Linked DNA regions of Homo sapiens: regions 2 and 3 are each linked to region 1. The links are chromatin contacts, found by Hi-C in ENCODE. All regions are on one chromosome and are shown on one strand. Each heading gives the region's core, a stretch centred on a gene start or an enhancer-like site at or near the end of the contact. The rest is flanking DNA. Distances are from core to core; before and after follow the strand shown. Region 1 holds the start of ACAA2 (acetyl-CoA acyltransferase 2). Region 2 holds the start of PIAS2 (protein inhibitor of activated STAT 2). Region 3 holds the start of IER3IP1 (immediate early response 3 interacting protein 1).

Region 1 (3,795 bases), core at 744-3,243:
AAATTAATGTTAATCCTTAACAAAATTTAACTCAAATGTGTCCTTTTCCCTATAATCAGTCACATGCTCTTCTTTCTTCCCACCCATCCTGCAAACACTTGGTATGCTGCTTGAGAGAAGTTTATCTTTAATGATTCTAGCTGGCCTGTAACATCACTATTTCAAGCTCAAAGCTTGGGTTCTAGTCACAGCCACTAACTACCTGTGTTATTATACACAACCACTTTACCTCTCTCGACATGAGTGTCCTCCTAATTGCTACAATAAGGAAATGGAAAAAAATACGATCACTAGCTCTAACACTACAGTAAATTGTACCAGAAATTTATAAACTTTATACTTCCTTAATACAGGTGTCAATGTGCATTTTTTTCCTTTTTGGGTTTATAGTATTTGTGAAATTTTCAAACAGGTCTGTATTATAAGAAAGGGTAAGAACCACTGATAAAATATTAAAATGATATCAGTAAAAATATTATTTCCTTTTTTAGAAGATAGCTCATGACAATGCACCTTTTAAATGAAGTGTAAATGCCTCGTCTAAAAAAAATTCACCACGCTGCTTTATGAAGTAAATGTAGTAAATTCAGTCAGGAAGGGCACTGGCAAATGAAATCCACGTTGCAGGAAACTGTAAACACTGCATTTGGTCCCAGAATACGGATTTTTCCCTTGATTTGTTCCCATGCCACTTTGGTTCTTCTCACTTTCAGATCCCCCTAACCAATGCTTAGCTGGCATCTCCACTTGGCTGCTTCACAGGCACCAAAAAGTTTTCTGCCTAAAACTGAATTCTCAATCCTTCTTTCCACATCTATTCCTTTCCCAATTTTCCTCACTCTGTAAAGTGGCATCATCATGAACACGGTTCATCAAACCAGACACTTTTCATCATTCTCGACATTTCCTTCTTATATTTACTCCACCACATCCAATCCACTTTCTATCAAATCCACCTCCAAATCTATCTCAACTCATCCCTCCCCTTTTCTCCCCAATTACACTGCCCCACACGAGTCAAAGCCATCATTTGCTGCTCCCTGGACCTCTACAATAGATCCTTAAATGGTCTCTTCGCCATTACACAGACCGCCCCAAATTCGGACAGAGTGGAAATCAGATCCTGTCATTACCCCGCTTTAAATCCCTGTATTGCCTTCCACTGAATTTGGAACAAAACCCCACCTTCTTACAGAGCCCACAGGGCCCTGGAGCACCAAAATGCTTGGTTCTTAGATCCTGCCAAGCTTTTTCCTGTCTCAGGGCCTCGATATGTATTCCACCTCAATGTTCTTCGACTCGTACATCCTTAAAGTAAGATTCCATTGACTGTGCCCACTTGTTTTGAAAAGGGAGTTTATTACACAGTTGTTTTAAACAAGTTCATAACCCTAGAACTTAGGTATAGAGTGACCGCTCTAATCTAAAGCAACAGAAGGGAAATGGGAGCAGGGCAGGTCTTCCAGCAGAACACCAGCTACCATTTCTGCAGGCCTCTCCATCGATTCACCCGGGGAGCCCTGACCACCGAGGCCGAGCGGCGGGCTCCTGTGCGCAGCTGCCCCGCAGCAGGCGCCCGCGGCCTATGGCGCCGCCCCATTTTTTCTAATACTTGGACTCGAACTAGTGGGGTCACTGTTAGGCGAAGAAAGGAATGACCTCCAAGGTCACATGCAAGCAAACTTTGGTCTCAACTAAACAGGAAATTGCACCGAAATCGCTGTCGCTAGCGCCTTACAAGTAAGGGTTTTCTCCTTAACCCAAACAAGCCTTTCGGGCTGGGTTTTTATCACGTCCGCTCCAAAACCGAGGAGGTTGAGTGAACTTCACCCCACGACCCCGACTCTCCGCGGCGGCCGGAAGCGGAGGCCTGGCCTGGGGAGGGCAGGACCCCGAGGGGCGAGGAGAGGAGGAGGGGGCTGCGCTCACCTCGGAGCAGAGCCATGGCGGCTGCTGGGTCGTCGGCGGCGCGGGTCTGTGGTGTGGGGGACGCTGAGCGGCCGCTCGCAATCACCCAGATTTCAAGAGCGTGGGTGGCGCCCCGAGAGCCACGCCCCTGCCCTTTCACCTACTTCCTGGGGCTCCTTGGCGGGGTCCCAGCGTAAGATGGTCCTACCCCACGCGTAGCGCTGCCCGCCTCACCCCAGCCCGAGGGAGCCCAGGGGACGGGGCTCGGATAGACCACAACGCGCCTTGAGAGCGGACTCTTTCCTCACATCCTCATTTTTAGATTTTCTCCGTTTCCAAACCGAGAGAATTTGGTTTGACACCTCTCACCCATCATATCCTAGCCCCGACAGGCGATGACTCTTCCCCTTTGTCTCCGCCAACACCCTAAACACTGGGCAGGAGCCAAGGGCTGAGGAACTTGGCGCGCGGGCGGCCGCGGCCGCCAGCTGGGGGCGGGACCGAACGTCCTGTGGGCGGGGCGCGGCGGCGGCGGCGGGATTGGCTGGGGCGGGCGGGTGCGCAGTCCGCTGGGCAGAGGCTTGGGCCGCCGAGCTGGACCCGGACCGGTTTTGGGTACTGTACTGGGGGCAGGGCAGAGAGGTGGGCGGCAGTTGGGGTGCGGTGATTGTAGTAGGCTAGGGCGCTTTCGGGTCCCCATTGCAGCCCCCGGATGAGCCCGCAGTATTTTCCTTATATGATCAGGTCCCATTGCGGGCGGCGCCGCTTGCCCGGAGCCTGAGAGGATTATGAAAACGTGGCGAGCGAAATGGGGCCAGGGGACCTGGAGCAGGGGCGTGAGGAGAGTAGGCAGCGGGTGAGGCTGGACGGGAGGGAGGTCTAGGGAGGCCTCTGCCGCGGGCACTGTGAGTCCTGGCCGATGATGACGAGACCACTGCGCAATCTGAGTTCTGGGAACCAGGTGATGGAGTATGTTCTGAGAACAGACTGAGGCCGGGCAAGCAGGAGGCGGCCGCGGCAGGGGAGAGGCGGAGAGCCCCTCGATACCAGGGCTCGGAGGGCCGGGCTGCCTAGCGAGGGCTTCTTTTGAGTGCGTAGGGGTGGTGGGTGGCATGGACGGTTTCTCTGAGTCGTCAGCGAATGCCCCCCCTAGAATCCTGCTTTTCAAACACTTTGGTGACACTCTTGCAATGTTGGGGTGTTTTTAAATCCAAATTTGTATTATGAAAACTTACAAACTTACAGAAAAGTGGGAAGACTTGTACAGTGGACACATATCGACCCAATTGTTAACATTTTGCTATATTGCTATCCACCTGTTCTTCCATCAAACCATCTTATCTTTTTAATGCAGACCTTAGTACTCTACACCCATGAACACATCAGCACACATTATTCATTTACAGTTCTTTTTAAGGCAAAATATCCACGCAATCAAATGTACAAATCTTAGACAAGCTTCACAAATGCTCATGTATAGGCCGGGCGCCGTGGCTCACGCCTGTAATCCCAGCACTTTGGGAGGCCGAGGTGGGCGGATCACGAGGTCAGGAGATCGAGACCATCCTGGCTAACACGGTGAAACCTCATCTCTACTAAAAATACAAAAAAATTAGCTGGGCGTGGTGGCGGGCGCCTGTAGTCCCAGCTGCTGGGGAGGCTGAGGCAGGAGAATGGTGTGAACCTGGGAGGCGGAGCTTGCAGTGAGCCGAGATCGTGCCACTGCACTCCAGCCTGGGTGACAGAGCAAGACTCCGTCTCAAAAAAAAAAAAAAAAAAAATGCTCATGTATAGAGTGTTCATTTTTGTACACAGTTTTCTATTCAGTTTGCCTCTACATATTTAAGAAAGGTTAAGTATCACAACTTCCCACTGCAGATCACCATC
Region 2 (3,795 bases), core at 651-3,150, 2.9 Mb before region 1:
GAAAGGAAGAGAAAAAAAAGCTTCTTTGGTTTCTATCACTTTCCAGTTGCTGGTTGCACTCCAATCTGAGCACTGACTGCTTTTACTCTGCTCTATAAGAGCGAGTAAATTCTTCGCTTTACATTAAGCTTTGGCCAACAACATTCACAAGAGTCTAATAAAAATCCTGGAAAGTTTTCATTAACAAAAAAAAAAAAAAGAACTTAGAAAACTTGTATACATCTGTTACTACACAAAAATTAAAAATGGCAGGTAAAAATAAATATAACTTCAGAGTTCAGTCTTCTCAACCCATCCTAAATCTAACGCATGAATTTACAGAGGTGAGGTTCAGGGTTCGTTGTTTGAAAAGCTCCACAGGTGTTAAAAGCTCTACAGCTGGGGCTCTGAGCCACTAAAACCCTTAAACTTATCAAGTATGAACACCCTTTACCTACACTTATGGTTCTCTGCATAAACTAGTATGGGGCATAACATGTATTAATATGTGTTTACTGGGAACTTAATAATTATTTTTGAAACAGCAGGAGGGAATATGGCAGGCACTGTGCAAACTCCAACAATCTCCGTTTAGAGCAGAGGATACGTTCTTTTGCTCACGTCCACTAAGCAGGTAACCAGCCAACATCCTTCCCCCATCCCATCTCTTGCGGAAAACAATAAATATACAAAACTGAACCTTTTACCGGATTCCTCTTCCTTATTTGAAAAAGAAATCCTAATATCATAAGTGTTACACAAACGAGTTGCAGTAAATGTAATTTCAAGTTTACACTCATCTCTACCTTGATACATTTAAAAAAAAAAAAAATCAGGGTTTCTGTCCGTAAACATCTCATTTATGTCGCCAGTAATTCAGCGATACACACAAATCCATCTCATTCGTCACACTTAGTTAGGACTTTAAAGGTTATCAGTCTGGGGGGAAAAAGTCTCTTCTGTTCTACCCCCATCACAGCCCTATTCCAGACCTCTGCTATACAAGGGTATCAACAATAAAGTTATGATCTTGTTTTAAGACTGAGAAGAAAAAAATATTTTTCCTCAAGAGTAAAAGGGGTGCACAAACCTCACAACATAGACTTTGCAGATTTCTTACTAAAACACTAAGAAAATATCGAGGTTTAAGGCCGATTATTGAAGGCAGGGATCCCCAAACATTAGGTTCCTCGAAGATGTTAGGAGGCAAGGGTGGGAGAAGGGGCCTTTTCTCGTGACAGACCTGACTAAACGGTAGCATCAGCCATAAGAAGAGGAGAGATTCCTAAACGCAACTTCAGCTTTCAGAAAACAGTCCTCCACCAAGTGAGTAGCATGCAGACTTGTGAATAGCCACAGACACGTACACCCCGGTGAAGGTGCAAGATCAAACGTTGCTTCCCACATCGGCCCTCACTGCGAACCGGGATGTCGGGTCCCCATGTGCCCCTCCTGGAGGGCGCCCCGACCCCCCGCGCCAGGTGTGCGGACCACTGGCAGCACTCAGGAGCCGGCTCGCCGCGGCCCAGGCCCGCCGCCCCCGCGCCGCCCGCGTGCCCTCCGCCGGCCCGCTCCCCTCCCCCGCGCCCTCGGCGCCCGTTCGTCCGCGGGCCGGGGCTCAGGGCTCCGCCAACCGGCCCCAGAGGCACGAGCAGGCGGCGGCCGGCGACGTTGCGGTTTCCCCACCTCCTCTCCCATCCCCTCCCCCGCGGCCTCCGCTCTCCACTCCCGCTTACCCTCAACTCTTCGAAATCCGCCATTTTATACCACCCGCGGGCGCCGCCGCCGCTGCCGCCGCACCCACTCCCGCTGCCGCCAACGACGCTGCCGCCACCACGGCCGCCGCCGCCTCCAGCACCATCCTGCACTGGGCGCCGCTTAAGACGCCGCGGCCGCCGCCGCTACAGCCGGGCCCGTCACGTGAACGGCGCGGGAGCTCCGCCTCCGACGCGCCGAAGCCCCGCCCCTAGCGGTGCCCCCTGCCCACCCGCGCGACCGCCTTCCGCCCGCGCCTTCAGTCCGCGCGGCGACAGCGCCCGCCCGCGCCTGCCCCGGCGTGCTGCCCCGCGGCTTGGCCCCGCTCGGCCCCAGGTCGTGCCTTCCCTCCCCGGCGGAGGCCCCTGCGGACTGCCTAGAGCTGGGTCGCAACTGAGGCGTTATCCGCGGGCCTGGCCTCGGGAAGTGGCGGGGAGGAAGAAGAGGCGGCCGGGACGCGTGACAGGAGCATTCGGGAAGATTCTTACGGTGCCCTTCACGCGGTGCCTATGGACGGAGAAAGCCGCCGCAAATAAAACCATCCCCCAGAGTAGTTGTGGCGGAATAATCTAAATATGGGTGTTGGGTAAGCTATTGTTCCCATCTAATGGTGAGGTTGTGTGACACCTCTTTGAATTGCTAATGTCCTGCAAGTACCAACCTTGCCGAGTTTTTCTGACCTTGAAGGGCACCTGAAGGTCACGGACTGCAGAGTTGGGAGAGTTAGGCGGTGGGGTTGGGGGCGGGGAGAAGTGAAATAAGAGCGCTCAGAAGGGCCATGCTAAAAAGTCGGGGAAATCTGATAGCTAGGAAGGAGTCAAACGCCAAGGCAGAGTAAGTAGATAGAAGGAAGCTTGATGGCCCCCCCGTAATGTGCTGATATAGGATGAAGGAAGATGCTGAGTCAAGATGGCCAGAAAAATCGCTGGACGGTGTCCAGGGTTCAATTTCCTTGAAGAATTGGGTGGAACCCACACACGAGAGGTCTTTAAAACAATGTAACTTTTAAGGCCCTGTTTAATCAGCCTCCTACCTACCGCCTCTTCCCACTACCCCTCGTTTCATCCGCACTGCACTTCCAGGTCTTCCTTCCACTCCCCTGCCCCCGCACCCCGCAAGTTTTGTTTTTTTGAGACGGAGTTTTGCTCTTGTTGCCCAGGCTGGAGTGCAATGGCACGATCTCGGCTCACCGCAATGTCTGCCTCCCGGGTTCAAGCGATTCTCCTACCTCCGCCTCCCGAGTAGCTGCGATTGTATTTTTGGTAGAAACGAGGTTTCTCCAAGTTGGTCAGGCTGGTCTCCAACTCCGGACCTCAGGTGATCCGCCCGCCTCGGCCTCCCAAAGTACTGAGATTACAGGCGTGAGCCACTGCACCCGGCCTCCCCTCAAGTTTTAAGGCTTCTAAATGTTGATCCTTGAACCAAGAATAATTTCCCACTCTCTTCTTTGTTCCTAACTCCTGTTCATCCTTCAGGTTTCACTTTAAGTGTCACTTCCTCAGGAAGACCATCCCTCACCCACATCCCACATTTTAATTCAAATTCCCCTGTTATGACCTCTCCTAGGACCCTGAACTTTTTCTTCCTGAGATGTCTCCATGGTAATTATGTAGGTATTTGTGTAATTGTTTATTTGATATATATGTGTGTGCGTGTATATATATATATGTGTGTGTGTGTGTGTGTGTGTGTTGTGTATATATACACAACACACACACATATTGTTTTGGCCAGGTGCAGTGGCTCATGCCTGTAATCCCAGCACTTTAGGAAGCCGAGGCAGGTGGATCACTTGAGGTCGGGAGTTGCAGACCAGCCAGGCCAACATGGTGAAACCCTGTCTCTACTAAAAATACAAAAATTAGGCCAGGAGCTGTGGCCCACGCTCTAAATTCCAGCACTTTGGGAGGCAGAGGCGGGCGGATCACCTGAGGTTGGGAGTTGGAGGCCAGCCTGACCAACATGGAGAAACCCCGTCTCCACCAAAAATGCAAAATTAGCCAGGCGTGGTGGCGCATTCCTGTAATCCCAGCTACTCCGGAGACTAAGGCAGGAGAATCG
Region 3 (3,795 bases), core at 375-2,874, 2.6 Mb before region 1:
CAAGGATCTTGCAAATAACACAAATCTGGTCATGTCGCTGTCTTAAGACCCTCTTCTCACCTGCCTCAGTTTTCACACCAGGTCTACACTGCTTAAAGCTCTCCTCACCCTTCCAGCTCCTCCCAACCCTTCACCTTCACCGAGTTAATGTTTACTCATGTATCAGATTTCAGGTTAGACACGCTTCCTCCAAGAAGCTTTCGCAGATACACAAGTTAGTATCTGCCCGTACTTCTCTTACATAATACTCTCTATACTTGTTATTGTCATTTGTTTAGTTTTTATTTAGATTAACTTCCATCAGAAGGGCAGAGTAGCTGCTGTAACTTCAGTTACTATAAATGGGCCTGGCACATACTTTGCACTCAATAAATATCTTCTGAAGTAAATGAAATGAATCAATCTTGCTCCTGGGTTTACGTTTCAGTGATTCAAACGGGCATACTTGGTACACAACGTGAGGTCCTGGAAGGTATAACTTGTGTTTTCATTTTTGAATTTCTAAATTCTAGCAGAGTTTTTGGCACACTCTATGCACCCAATAAGCTATCTGAATAAACTTTTCTTGGAACATGAGTGTCTGAATGTCCTGATAACTCCAACACGTTCCCTTCCTGTAATTCCTAAAGCCCAGGAACACTTATTGCCTTCCATCAGTTAGTGAACTACTGATGCTCCAAAATGGGTCACGCCTCCTTCCCCTCCACACCCAACTCGTTTTGTTTTGTTTGTTTTGTTTTGTTAGACGGAGTCTCACTCTATTGCCCAGGCTGGAGTGCAATGGCGCAATCTCGGCTCACTGCAACCTCTGCCTCCCAGGTTTAAGTGATTCTCCTGCCTCAGCCTCCCGCCCGGCTAATTTTTGTATTTCCACCACCACGTCCGGCTAATCTTTGTATTTTTAGTAGAGACGGGGTTTTACCATGTTGGCCAGGCTGGTCCCAAACTCCTGACATCATGATCCGCCGGCCTCGGCCTGCCAAAGTGCTGGGATTACAGGCGGGAGCCACCGCGCCCGGCCCCACACCCCCAACTCTTAGCCCGAAACTCAGACCCCGGGTTTTCGACTATTAAAAGTAGTCACAGGACCGCGACACTGCACTTCAGCCTGGGCAAAAGAGCGAGACTCCCCCTCAAAAAAAAAAGTAGTCACAGAAAACTGAATTAAATTACTGACCTGAAGTAATCGCAAGCAGAGGCGTCCCTGACTGACTTCTATATCCCTCCACCCCAACCCCCTGGGCCCTGCACAGCGGGTGTCTGTTGAATATTCTCCCGGCTGTTGAGCCCAAACCTGATGAGAGGAAAGGCTCGGCTTCCACTCCAAGCCGAGCCTTCCGCTGTTCTTCTGTCCCGGCCCTTGGTGTCCCCTCACGCGGCCCCATTAGGTTACGCGCCCCCGGGGACTCCGCCGCCGCCCCAGCCCGCGCCCCGCGGTCCCACTCACTGTTCTTGAGGAATCGCTCCTCGTGCAGCACTGCGATGGCGTTGACGCAGAGCAGGGCTGCCTGCAGCAGTGAGTACAGGGTAAAGGCCATGGCCGTCCGAGGCCGCCCCGAAGTCCAAGCGATTTCTCTCCCGCCGCCGCAAGGGACGTGGCGCCTCCACGGCCGGCGCCTTCCTACGGAAGCCGATGGGGCCCAAAACGAACTCTCCGGGAAGCCCCGCCTCCATCTGGCTAAGAACCGCCCCTCGCTGAAGACTGCAAGTCCTGCCGCTTGTCTAGACCGGTGATGTGCAATCAATGCTCTGATGTGGCCAGTGCTGCAGGTGCAAAATACACACCGGATTTCACACACTTGGAACTGGAACAAGGATGAAGAATATCCCAATAATTTTTTTTTTTTTGAGATGGAGTCTGGCCCTGTCGCCCAAACTGGAGTGCAGTGGCACGATCTCGGCTCACTGCAAGCTCCGACTCCCGGGTTCACGCCATTCTCCTGCCTCAGCCTCCCAAGTAGCTGGGACTACAGGTGCCCGCCACCACGCCCGGCTAATTTTTTGTATTTTTAGTAGAGACGGGGTTTCACCGTGTTAGCCAGGATGGTCTCAATCTCCTGACCTCGTGATTCCCCCCTCCTCGGCCTCCCAATAATTTTTAAATGTTGATAACATGTTGAAATGAAAATATTTTGAGGCCGGGCGCAGTGGCTCACGCCTGTAATTCTAGCACTTTGGGAAACCGAGGCGGGCAAATCACCTAAGGTCAAGAGTTCGAGACCAGTCTGGCCAACATGGCAAAACCCTGTCTCTACTGAAAATACAAAAATTAGCTGGGTGTGATGGTGGGCTCCTGTAATCCCAGCTACTCAGGAGGCTGAGAGAAGAGAATCACTTGAACCCGGGAGGCAGAGACTGCAGTGAGCCGAGATCCAGCCTGGGTGACAGAGCAAGAGGAAAGAAGGAAGGAAGGGAGGAAGGTTTCTTGTTTATTTTTAATTATTTTATTTAATGTGGTTATGAAGATACTGTAAATGACATGTGACGCTTGCATTATATTTCTATTGCTCAGTACTGCACTTGATGCTCCCAGGAGATACAGGAGATACTAATATTCCCATTTCAGATTTCAGAATGCTAAAACAAAATAACTGTTTTAAAATTACTCAGTGAGAAACATCCCCTCCTTGACCAAACTCCAACCAAGATCCTCTGAGCCTCTTCTTTTTTTTTTTCCCCCCCCAGGAACAGGGTCTTGCTCTGTTGCCCAGGCTGGAGTGCAGTGGCACCATCATAGCTCAATGCAGCCTTCAGCTCCTGGCTCGAGCAGTCCTCCTGCCTTAGCCTCCTGCTTAGCTGTATGTGATGGTTAAGACTGAGTGTCAACTTGATTGGATTGAAGGATGCAAAGTATTGATCCTGGGTGTGTCTGTGAGGGTGTTGCCAAAGGAGATTAACATTTGAGTCAGTGGGCTGGGAAAGACAGGTCCACTCTTAATCCAAGTGGGCACCATCTAATCAGCTGCTGGAGTGGCCAGGATATAAAGCAGGCAAAAAACCAATGAAAAGGGTATGCCAAGACCAGCTCGGTTGGGGAGACCCTAACCCAGCGGTGCTAGAGGAATTAAAGACACACACAGAGGTGTGAAGTGGGAAATCAGGGGTCTTATAGCCTTCAGAGCTGAGATCCCCGAACAAAGATTTACCCACGTATTTATTAACAGCAAACCAGTCATTAGCATTGTTTCTATAGATGTTAAATTAACTAAAAGTATCCCTTATGGGAAATGAAGGGATGGGCCGAATTAATTGCAGCAGGAACACATCCTTAAGACACAGATCTCTCAGGCTTTTGTTTGTGGCTTAAGAATGCCTTTAAGCAGTTTTCCAACCTGGGTGGGCCAGGTATTCCTTGCCCTCATTCCCGTAAACCCACAACCTTCCAGCTTGGGCGTTAGGGCCATTATGGACATGTTATAGTGCTGCAGAGATTTTATTTATGGCCAGTTTTGGGGCTAGTTTATGGCCAGACTGTTGGGGGCTTGCTCTCAACAAGGGTAGACTGGCTTAGCCTCCCAGCCTACATCTTTCTCCCATGCTGGATGCTTCCTACCCTTGAACGTTGGACTTCAAGTTCTTCAGCTTTGGGACTCAGACTGGCTTCCTCAGCTTGCAGACGGCTTATTGTGGGATCTTGTGATCGTGTGAGTTAATAGTACCGAATAAGCTCCCTCTTTGTATATATATCTCCTATTAGTTCTGTCCCTCTAGAGAATACTGACTAATACACTCTATTACAGGAATGGGTCATCCCGCCAGGCTGAGCCCTCTTCTTGACAACACCTCAATATTGGC

Evidence for each region. Hi-C counts contacts between places; a loop is a spot of excess contacts on that map. Pooled maps may share reads with other maps.
Region 2: a loop to region 1 is called in a map of gastrocnemius medialis, with 12 times the contacts of the local background. The contact joins the promoter of PIAS2 here to the promoter of ACAA2 in region 1. A Hi-C loop is called at or near these places in 4 of 168 maps with a recorded cell type or tissue (B cell, gastrocnemius medialis, naive thymus-derived CD4-positive, alpha-beta T cell and 1 more) and 8 of 50 pooled maps.
Region 3: a pooled map shows a loop between it and region 1 (6-fold over the local background). The contact joins the promoter of IER3IP1 here to the promoter of ACAA2 in region 1. A Hi-C loop is called at or near these places in 4 of 50 pooled maps.

Annotation. Positions count from the first base shown.
Region 1 is chr18:49,811,540-49,815,334 of GRCh38, forward strand. ACAA2 (acetyl-CoA acyltransferase 2) reads right to left here and starts at 1,994. Exons shown (of 10, transcript NM_006111.3): 1 at 1,930-1,994. The coding sequence starts at 1,945. SNHG22 (small nucleolar RNA host gene 22) reads left to right here and starts at 2,484. Exons shown (of 4, transcript NR_117096.1): 1 at 2,484-2,523. It also overlaps SCARNA17. RefSeq lists silencers at 1,787-1,906, 1,800-2,094, 2,337-2,506.
Region 2 is chr18:46,915,607-46,919,401 of GRCh38, forward strand. PIAS2 (protein inhibitor of activated STAT 2) reads right to left here and starts at 1,901. Exons shown (of 14, transcript NM_004671.5): 1 at 1,716-1,901. The coding sequence starts at 1,739. It overlaps KATNAL2 (katanin catalytic subunit A1 like 2), which reads left to right and starts at 1,996. Exons shown (of 18, transcript NM_001387690.1): 1 at 1,996-2,320. RefSeq lists silencers at 1,271-1,350, 1,421-2,160 and enhancers at 1,297-2,050, 3,558-3,795.
Region 3 is chr18:47,174,740-47,178,534 of GRCh38, forward strand. IER3IP1 (immediate early response 3 interacting protein 1) reads right to left here and starts at 1,625. Exons shown (of 3, transcript NM_016097.5): 1 at 1,448-1,625. The coding sequence starts at 1,538. RefSeq lists enhancers at 1,534-1,653, 1,664-1,793.